2 separate regions of the Homo sapiens genome follow, and region 2 is linked to region 1. The links are chromatin loops, found by intact Hi-C in ENCODE. Cell type or tissue: A673. All regions are shown on one strand. Each heading gives the region's core, and the rest is flanking DNA. Links, peaks and the distances in the headings are about the cores only. Region 1 overlaps LMCD1-AS1 (LMCD1 antisense RNA 1). Region 2 overlaps LMCD1-AS1 (LMCD1 antisense RNA 1).

Region 1 (5,382 bases), core at 147-5,146:
TTCTGAGCACATTGGAGCAGCAGCTGAAGTGCTGAGAATGTATTTCCATTTTCTAATGTAAGGCAGAAGCCCTGGGAAAGGATTTTAGTTTTAGGATCATACACATATCATCTCTCACAAGTGTCTCAGGGCCTTTGCACCTCAGAACCCTCTGCCTGGAATTCTTTCCTTCCCCCTTTTCCTTCCTAACTCCTACTTGTCCTATTGGCCCGTCATCACTTCTTCAGGGGCGTGTGAGCTGACCTCCTGAACTGGTCAACTCTCCCAATCACATGCTTTTGTGTGGTACATAAGAGCATTTAATTAGGAGAGTTGTATTGTGTTGACCGTATGGGAATTTTGCATTTTATTGTGATTACTTGATTAATGTCTTTCTCCTCGACCAGGATATAATTTCCATGATGCCAGGAACCACCTCTGCTTTTGCCCACAGTAGGCTTTTTTCCAGGTTTTTAATGACTATTGAATGAATGAGTGAATGAATGAACACATCATCCAGAATTTCCTAGAGCTTACTGGATTTTGATATGTGGGCCAAACTTTGAAAGACATGGGTGATACTTGGTTTTCTAAGGCTATAGAAAGAACATAATGATAGACAGTTTGCTGGCATATCCTTGGTGTCCAGCACAGTCTCTGCATGCAGTAGGAGCTTGTATCAGTCCATTCTTGCATTGCTATAAAGAAATGCCAGAGACTGGGTAACTTATAAAGAAAAGAGATTTAATTGGTTCGTGGTTCTTCAGGCTGTACACGAAGCACGATGCTGGCATCTGCTTGGCTTCCGGGGAGGCCTCAGGAAACTCACAATCATAGTGGAAGGCAAAGGGGGAGCAGCCGCATCACATGGCTGGAGAAGGAGCAAAAGAGTGGGGAGGTGCCACACACTTTTAAATAAACAGATCTTGTGAGAACTCACTAACATGAGGGCAGTTCCGAGGGAGGGACGCTAAACCACTCATGTGAAATTCACCATCACGACCCAGTTACCTCCCACCAGGCCCCACCTTCAACATTAGGGATTACGGTTTGAGATGAGATTTGGTGGGAACATAGATCCAAACCATATCAGAGCTCAGTGAGTGTTTGTTGAATGAATGAACATTAGAGCCAGAAGTCTGGGGTTTGAGTTTTGTCTCAAATTGACAGGCTTGTCAAACTTGGTGAAGAAGTTTAACTTTGTGGGAGAGGCAATGCTATACCATAGATTGAAAACAGCTCCAGGGGTCAGTATTACTGGGACCAATCTTCATTTACTAGATGTATGACAAGACACGTAACATTATCATGCACAAATGTGCTTATGTACAAAAAGGAGGATAGTATCAAAATCCCAGTATAATTTCAAGTATTAAGAGACAGAAGCTATTCAAAAGCCCTTGCATAACACAGCACACATTGGGTATCAGTAAGTATTTGTCACAGTCCTTTTCTCTCTCCTAATCTCCATAACATAGGGATGACACTACTGACCTCAGAATGACCACATCTCACGTAAGATCATGCGCACCAAACACTTTATATAACCTGGTGTTATATAAAGTTATATTCATTCCCAGTTGGTTTTAAAAGAAAAATATGTTGCTCGGTGCAGTGGCTCACGCCTATAATCCAAGCACATTGGGAGGCAGAGGCAAGAGGATTGCTTGAGGCCAGGAGTTTGAGACCCTGATCTATAAAAAAAGAAAACAAGGCCGGGCATGGTGGCTCATGCCTGTAATCCCAGCACTTTGGGAGGCCAAGGCGGGCATATCATCTGAGGCTGGGAGTTCAAGACCAGCCTGACCAACATGGAGAAACCTCATCTCTACTAAAAAAAAAAAAAAAAAAAAAAATCAGACAGGCATGGTGGTACATGCCTGTAATCCCAGCTACTCGGGAGGCTGAGGCAGGAGAATAACTTGAACTTGGGAGGTGGAGGTTGAGGTGAGCCGAGATTGCTTGCACTCCAGCCTGGGTAACAAGAGCGAAACTCTGTCTCAAAAAAAAAAAAAAAAAAAAAGAAGGAAACAAAAACAGAAAAGAAAATTATCCAGGTGTGGTGTATGTGCCTGTAGTTCCAGCTACTCAGGAGGCTGAGGTGAGAGGATTGCTTGAACCCAGAGTTCAAGGATGCAATGAGCTATGATTGAGCCACTGCACTCCAGCCTGGATGACAGTGAGACCCTGTCTCAAAAAAACTAAAAAATAAAAAAGTGCAGAATCAGCATTAGCCACAAGGTGGCACTGTGGTAATAGCTTTGATTTCGGGGTTTTAGCTTAACAAATTAGCACCTTAGTATACCTTTTAAATTTGAGTCCTGAGGTGAGAAGAACGGGTTGCATTTAAGCGAGAAGCGTTGCTGTATAATAATGTCTGTTGTAAATGATATTTTAATGTCTGAGGTCTTTACTCTGGAGAATCAGGAAGGAAAATTTTAAAACATTCCTTTAGATTCTTAGTTTGGAAACTTAAGAACCTCAAGAACCAGGTAAATGAGGGATAAAAGCTTTTATTTGCTTTATTACAACATAATCTTATCACAATTTATAACTTTTTCCTCTCGGAGATTGCTATAGTTTGAATGTTCTTCCTCCCAACCCTCATGATGAAATTTGATCCCCAGCGTTGGAGGTGGGGCTTGGTGGGAGGGGTTTGGTCATGGGGGCGGATCCCTCATGGATGGCTAGGAGCTGTCCTCATGGTAGTGAGTTCTTGTTCTATGGGTTCCCTGAAAAGCAGGTTGTTAAAAAGAGCCTTGCGCCTCCTTTCTCTTTTGCTGTCCCTCTGCCCATGTGATCTCTGCACACACCAGCTCCCCTTCCCTTTCTGCCATGAGTGGAGGCAGCCTGAGGCCCTCACCAGATGCAGACGCCCAATCTTGAACTTTCCAGCCATCAGAATCATGAGCCAAATAAACCTTTTTTTCTCCACATTACCCAGCCTCATATATTCCTTTATAGCAACACAAACAGACTAAGACAGAGTTCTATTTTGTTTCCTCAAATATTCTGGCAACTTATGCTTATATCTCCTTTTTTCCCTTGTGTTTGATAAATATATTATTTATCTATGAATTTGGCCAACAAATATTTCCTGAATATCTTGTGTGTGCCATACAGTGTTCTGGGTGATTGAAATAAGGCCACACATAGAGAAGGCAAAGCTGCATTTCCTTTCATTATCAACTAGTAAACATATGAACAAGTAATGAAATTTCCAAAGGGTGGCTTAAGGGCATGTGTTCACATGCACCCACTTTACATAGGGTGGTCAGAGAAGGCCTTTCCAAGCTAGAGGGGTTTGATCCTCAACCTGAATGATTAGAAGGATCTAGGCAGGAAAACACCTAGGAGAAGAGCATCCCAGGGAAAAGCACATGGAAAGGCCCTGATGTGGGATCAAACTTGTCATATGCAAGAAAAGAACCTCTCATAGGCCAATCATGGTCAGTCATACTCCAATCATCTAGAGCTTCATAACAGATGATTCCCAAACTCAATAGTTTTTAACAGCCTGCCTATATTGCTGACAATTTTGTTGGCATTAGGAATTTGGGAAAGGCTCAGCTGAGTGGTTTGTTTTGGTTCACTTAGCATTCATGAGGGCAGCTGAGGCTGGAGGATTCGCTTTCAAGATGGGTCTTCCTTTACATGTCAGACACCCTGATGCTTCTTGGTCTCTTTCTTTTCTACATGGTGTCACATCCCCAGAGTCTTCTCACATGGCTTGGGCTTTTCACAGCAGGACAGTCTTGGAGTTTTTGCAGTTCTCACTTGGGTGTTGGCTTCCAAGAGACCAAGATAGAAGCTGCCGGTCTTCTAAAAGCCCAGGCCCAGGGCTGGCATATCATCACTTCTGCCCTATTTACTGGTCGAAGAGGCCAGTCCTCTTTCTTCAAGGGCTGAAAAAATAAATCTCTCTTGAAGGAACAAGTGTTAAAATAAATTTATGGCCATCTTCAATTTGCAAAAGATCCTTAAAACGTTAATAAAAATTTCCCATAAGAGGCTGGGGCTTGACTTTCACAACCTAATATCTTGGATCCGGTCTCCTTGCCGCATGAATATCAGCCAACAGTTTTGGAGAGTTTTCCTTGGGATTCACACCCATAACTAAGAAGGTCTGCCCTGAATAAAATCCACTCTATCCATTGCTTGCCATGAGCATTAGCATGGATGTTAAAGTAAGTGTACAGGAGATTGCTGAAGTCCTCATTGTGAATCTGTGACTTGGGACTGGAATGGAAAACACAAAGCAGATGTCAGCTTCTGTGCATGAATTTTCTCATACAGAGTAGTGCTAGGATAATTTTAGAAGAGTAGCGAAAAGGCAACATATGATTACAGTTCAGATACTGAGGGTGTTTGAGCTAGAAATAGTCCAAGAAACAATTATAATTTTATATTGGTCAACACATGACCTAGCTCAAAGAGAGCTTGATTTGTTAAATGTGTCCCCTAAGGAAAGATCACTGAACCAATTGGAGTTGGAGTCCCTCTCTTCTGACTGAATCTTAAGGGAAAAGAAGAAAAGGGAAGCAAGCTCCCCCATTTCTGTCATAACAGGCATTGGGGAGAAGGAGAGAAACCACTGGGAATGGAAAATTTTCTCTGATCTACAGGAGCTTTGGAGTTGAGTTGGGGAAGTGGTGAGTTGAGGATAAAACAAGCTGACTCTGATATACTCAAGCTGGCCCAGAATTTGTTCTATATCAGTGTGGCAAACAATACAGCAAATCATTTTTGTATTGACACATGTCCCAAACCTAATGTTTGCCTAATGATGGTAGCTGGCTTCACTCAAGAGGCAATTGAACTTAAAAATGTTTGCTTAATGATGGTTGCGCTAAGTCAAGATAAAATTAAACTTGAAAAAACATAAACAGAGTTTACATCCACAGTGCTTGTGTATTTCCCTAGGTGACTTATTTATTTTCTTTTGATGCCCTTTTGATGTTGAGACTCCTAATTGATTCTATTAAATAAGCAGCTCTTTATGTCCCTAATTGATATGTCACCACAGGCAGAATTTTCAGTCTGCTGTTCACTTTTGGATGTCTGGAGAGATACAAATGAACCTCTCATTGTTCTATTGCTTCGTCTAGAGCAGCATTTTTGTTATTCATTATTAGGGGTTACAATCTTAAAATGGGTAGATTTACCTGAATGAAGACTTTCATAGAAACACTAGGAATTGGAATTAACTAAAGAAGTCAGCTTGTGGTCATATTGTAATTGGCCCTTCAAATCCCATGCTTAGGAGGCTATCTCTACATATAAACCAATCACCTGCATATAATAAGGCATGTTTCTGGAGAGCCTGACTTTGCAAAAACCAACAATTTAATTAATCACCTTTCTCTGGGCTCTTAAATTTTATATAAATAAAAAGAGAATGCA
Region 2 (5,382 bases), core at 145-5,144, 160 kb after region 1:
AGTGGTGATGGTTGAACAACATTGTGAAAATACTTAATGCCACCGAATTGTATACTTTCAAATGATTACAATGGTAATTTTAAAAGTATATTGTACTACTAGATAAAAGAAAGGAAAAAACACCATACAATCAGTGGAGACTGATTCCGAGATAATCCAGAAGTTGGAAATAGTAGAAAAGGATTTTAAAATATTATTATAACTATTTCCAAAGGCTTAACAAAAAATATGCTAATAGTGAATGAAAAGATAGTATTAGAGCCAGATAGTTCAGAAAACTAGACCTCAAGACTACACACACACACACACACACACACACACACACAAAACTATCATATATCAAGAGGGTTAAAGTAATGGGAAATTAAATGCTCCTCAGTATGACAGTATGAGTTTAAGAGATGTTATCAGGATACTGCAAAACTCTATGTGGGAAGGAATAGAGACAACACTTTCATGCTCCACTGTAGTAAACAAAAGGCTTTATTTCTGGTCTTGAGACTAATCTCTTTCATCCTAGTAAATTTAATGCACTAACAGCTTTTACTTCAGGCTGTTTGGGATTAAAGATTAGAATGGGATAATGTCACAGGGGGTCTTTAGTATCCCCATCTGGGCTTGTATTATTTCAGGGTTGAGGCTTTAAAAACCAATGTACTTTCCTCAGATTACCTCCTATATCATCAATCTTGCCTTCAATTCCCAAACAGTGATCAAGACAGAGATATTTGGCTTTAAAGAAAAAGTGGAGTTTGAGCCTGAAGAATCTCTGAGTATCTCTGAGTCCCTTCTTGCTCAGACAACTAAGACATTTTCCCTGTTTCTGGTTATTAAAATTCATCATTGGCTCAATATTTATTTGTCAATTTGAAATTGAACATTTAGTTTCCATTACCCCTCAATAGTTTGTTTTTTAACCAGAAGCCATAGCTATGTTCTCGCTAGTGACAAAATGCTAAACAATAAAAAGTAAAGCTGCAGTTATCAAAGCAAGAATAATACCTTTAGGCCAGGTGTGGTGGCTCACGCCTGTAATCCCAGCACTTTGGGAGGCCGAGGTGGGCTCATCACTAGGTCAGGAGATTGAGACCATCCTGGCTAACACGGTGAAACCCTGTCTCTACTAAAAATACAAAAAATTAGCTGGGCGTGGTGGTGGGTGCCTGTAGTCCCAGCTACTCGGGAGGCTGAGGCAGGAGAATGGCGGGAACTCGGGAGGCGGAGCTTGCAGTGAGCCGAGATCGCACCACTGCACTCCAGCCTGGGCGAGAGAGCGAGACTCCGTCTCAATAAAATAAAAAAAAAGAAAAAAAGAAAAAAAAAAGAATAATACCTTTAAAATATGTACTATTGAATTTTGTAGTAGACTGAAATTAGTTATCCCAGGGGTGAAATCTCTAAATGAGCAAAGGGTTGTTGACTTTTTCTTCAGGACGAAAGAACATAAAAATCTGATTCTTTTATGCATTGTCCCCCACAAACCAATAATATGTTCAACTAATTTGTTTTGTTTGTTCAAAAGGCTGAAATGTATCTCAACTGAAAATGCAACATTGAAAAATTATTATTGCTTTCATACATAATGATGCCTAAAGTTAAAAATATAACCAAACCTGGTTATAAATCTTATTATCTGGCAAATAAATAAGACCTGAGATAATGACTATATAGGTGGATATATCTCTTAGACTTAAGTTTTGGCTTTTGATCTATATTAATTCATAGTTAGCCACTAAGGTAAGAATGTGATTGTTCAGAAATGATATTGAATGCTTTCTTATAAACTTAAATGAAGTCAGGTAATAGCAAAAAAAACTTATTTTAAGTGTATATCTCTTACAACTAGAATTTGAAGTGCGAAAAGCAACAAACACATTTCTCCAAAAACCCTGTTTTCTGACTTTTTCCTCCAACTCTACGCTAGGAGCTATGTATTCTACCGGTAGTTTTTCTGTGGCACCCTAGAGTCTGTAAGGGAAAGTCTGCATTTACTTGATATGGCCACTTCCATTTTCTCGTATTAACACAAAAAGCTTGCTATCATTTGTTGTTGCAGGCATGACAAGTTGCATTATTCACAAATATTTATTTCTGCTCCATTTTTGACTGACTTTTCTGTAGTCTTAATATGCTATCCTGCCTCATTGACATTTAGCTCAACCATGTGACTTTCTCTGGCCAAAGAAATAGATCTGAACAGAAGCTTTAAGTAGTTTGTCTTTGCTACTCTTGTCTTTGCCCTCGCATCATGAGATCAGAGTGTTCCAGACCATGGTTTTTCCTTAGACCTGGGACCTAGTATGAGAAGACATGTGGGGCTGAGCCTAGCAGTCACAGCCAATTCAAGTCTGCATGCAACACAAGCAAGAAATAAATGGTTTTTTTTGTTGTTGTTGGAAATCACTGAGCTAATAGGATGCTAGATACTTGGCGAAAGCTAATACCAAAGAATACCAACAAAGTAAAACTTTCCTTCTCCTCAGCATGCCTTCTCCTTAGTAGACATGTTGTTTATCTAGACTTAGTCTTTAATCTCTAACAAATGAGGAGAGGAAATAATTTAATCTGCTTTCTCATTTAAATCGTACAAACAATCCAGTGTGGTAAAAGTAAAGTCTTCCTTCCTTCCTTCCTTCCTTCCTTCCTTCCTTCCTTCCTTCCTTCCTTCCTTCCTTCCTTCCTTTCTCTTTCTTTCTCTCTTTCTTTCTCTCTCTCTTTCTTCCCTCCCTCTTTCTTTCTTTTCTTTCTTTCTTTCCTTCCTTCCTTCCTTCTTTCTTTCCTTCTTTCTTTCCTTCCTTTCTTTCCTTCTTTCTTTCTCTCTTTCTCTCTTTCTTTTCCTTCCTTCCTTCCTTCCTTCCTTCCTTCCTTCCTTCCTTCCTTCCTTCTTTCTTTCTTCTTTATGGAAGAAAAGTAATTTCCACAGCCTGCAGCTGTTCTGTGGTTCAGTTTAGAATTTTCAGCCCAGGCACTCTGATTACAGAATTGAATTCCTAGCTTGTTTTGTGATCTTCACACACCTCATTATAAAATCTTCACATATTGTATTTCAAAGATAAATTTAGTCTAAAGTTTGCATGACTTGATGTTTCATATTGTCCTAAGAATCGCTTTCCACACGTTGACCAGGGTACAAGATTCAATCATGTCAGACTTCACAAGGTTGGTAGTGTCTTGAGTCATGGAGACAGACAACATCAGAAAGACTTTGTTCTGCCCTTCTTTTGGGCTCACCCTGACTAGCAGGTAATCTTTGAGGAAAGCTTTTATTCTTGATTTTTTTTTTTTAATCCTGAAAAGGGCACAATGATTAATGAGACAATTGCCTGCAAAGCACTTTGAGCTCTGGGGAGCCAACAGGTGATTTAAGTTCAAGGAATTATTCCCCTACATAAGTCAGCACTGTTTTTAAACAGAAATCTTCTTTAAAGAGTAACACTAAGGTTGTGATAAAAATAAACAGATGCCAAGCAGTTCAGTGAAGGTAAAATGTCTCCTCCCACACTGAGATGTGAGAAGCCAGCAAAAGAGAAACATAGAGCCAAAAGTTTAGCCAGAAAGGACCTCAGACACCACCAGGTCCAAACCATTTATTTTTAACACATGAGGAAACATGTCCACAGGGCACTCGCCCAAGGACACACAGCTAATTTGGATTGACAAAGTGGAGAAATATTGCTATATGGTGGATCCAGACATACATCATCAGGAAGCAAGAAAGGGAGGTGCAGCAAAGGCTAGGTTCTTGTGTAAATGGGATATCGCCAATGAAAAGGCAGTACTTGAGTCAGTTCTCAATGACTGGCAGGATTTGAATAAGTGCAGGAACAAGAGAGATATACTTCCTGTGGCTAAGACTATGCAATCTCAAGTTTAGCTGTCGGAATATGCACAGTAAGAAATATCACAACATCTAATACTATAATTTGCAGTAGGCTCCCTAGAAGATACAAGACCCATGATTTATAGATGTTTTCTCAGGCTCTTTTCTCATGTCAATCTTCTTTCCTTCTGCTAACACAAATAATAGCTTGTGTGTGAGAAGCATTGGACTGAGTCCTAAGACTTTTGGAAAAGGAATGTAAGTGAAAGTTAATAAATTATTCCTATCCCAAGGAGATAGGAAACTAATAAAAATAGGACTATCTATCATTTAGCTATCTCTCTCTCTTTTTTATTTGAGACAGAGGTTTCTCTCTTGTCGCCCAAGCTGGAGTGCAATGGCGGGATCTTGGCTCACTCAACCTTCGCCTTCCAGGTTCAAGCTATTCTCTTGTCTCAGCCTTCTGAGTAGCTGAGATTATAGGTACCCACCATCATGCCCACATTTAGGTATCTCTTTATAACCATATTTTTTCTATCTCTGTCTCTATCTATGTTACCTATATCTACCTTTACTTACCTTTCTGTTATCTACCTATTATATCTATCTACCTACCTACCAACCAACCAACCTACCTACTTACCTAGCACCATATACTCCCTTGTTACTGAGTAGAACTTGAGAACAGACATGGTGATGAGATAATGCCGTTGTTGTTCAGAGGAGGCAGAGATTAATTCCAACAGAAGAGACAACAGTAGAAACCATAACAACATTTATCTTGGGCTTACTCTGAGCTAGGCTATGTTTAAGGGCTTTGCATGCATTAACTTATTTAATCCTCACCACTATCCCATGTGGTAGTTTGTATGTCAACAGGAATTTATCTTTTCACATCTCTTGGCTCTGTTTTCCTCAGTCTTGGCTGGATTGTCAGCAGACTCTCCAGAGTGGTGGCAAAGTTGCAGTGCCGTATTGAGCCTACTGAAGCCTCAGGCAAAAGGAAAAATCAGCATAATCCAGATCCTATCTTTGTTTTAAACTTTGATGTGTTGTTTATTATATTTTCATGCATTATTTTTTATTTTTTAAAAAGTTAAACTTTTACTTGATTCCTGAGTTTTTAAATAACCCACTTTAGATTTTGCATGCGAGCAGTGTCTTGCTCACTTCACCCTAGTTCCAGCCCTGAATAACAACTTTCACTAGTTCCAAAAGAGCTTTCCTTCCTTAGCTTCCTAGTTCCTACCTCTCCAAGATATGACTGTCATTGGCCTGGCGTTGGTCCCATGCCCATCCCTGAACCATTCATCAATGCTTAAGAGGAAGGCAATGCTTTGATTGAGTGCTGCAGCTGGGGTGGGATCAGTCCCTTTCCATCTTGAGAATCTTTGGAGAATGGTGTCTTATTAAGGCCTGCTGGAGGCAGAACCTGAAAGAGGAATTCTCACTAGATTGATTGGGTTGCTGCGGGGAGAGTTGTGCTCCAGAGAAGGGGGACAATACTACACAAGAATGTGGTTTCAGGTGAAGACTAGCTTCAAGGTGATCTCACTAAGTAA

Evidence for each region. A loop is a pair of places that touch in the nucleus more often than their neighbours do. Peaks named below come from ENCODE experiments on the same cell type or tissue, not always from the same donor. Only the 100,000 strongest peaks of a DNase experiment are listed, where the experiment ranks them.
Region 2: a loop joins it to region 1, with 6 times the contacts of the local background. A loop is called at or near these places in 1 of 110 quality-filtered maps.

What each region holds. Positions count from the first base shown.
Region 1 is chr3:8,414,414-8,419,795 of GRCh38, reverse strand. The region is part of intron 3 of LMCD1-AS1 (LMCD1 antisense RNA 1); the gene reads left to right. Among named protein-coding and RNA genes, the nearest start is that of LMCD1-AS1, 85 kb to the left of the region's middle. In A673, for the core only: CTCF peaks have their summits at 2,018 and 2,218 (motif pointing right); DNase peaks (open chromatin) are centred at 2,225 and 2,615; H3K27ac peaks cover 3,333 bases.
Region 2 is chr3:8,255,221-8,260,602 of GRCh38, reverse strand. The region is part of intron 3 of LMCD1-AS1 (LMCD1 antisense RNA 1); the gene reads left to right. Among named protein-coding and RNA genes, the nearest start is that of LMCD1-AS1, 240 kb to the left of the region's middle. In A673, for the core only: no CTCF peak of the experiment used is centred there; DNase peaks (open chromatin) are centred at 472, 2,442, 2,942, 4,652 and 1 weaker place; H3K27ac peaks cover 4,871 bases.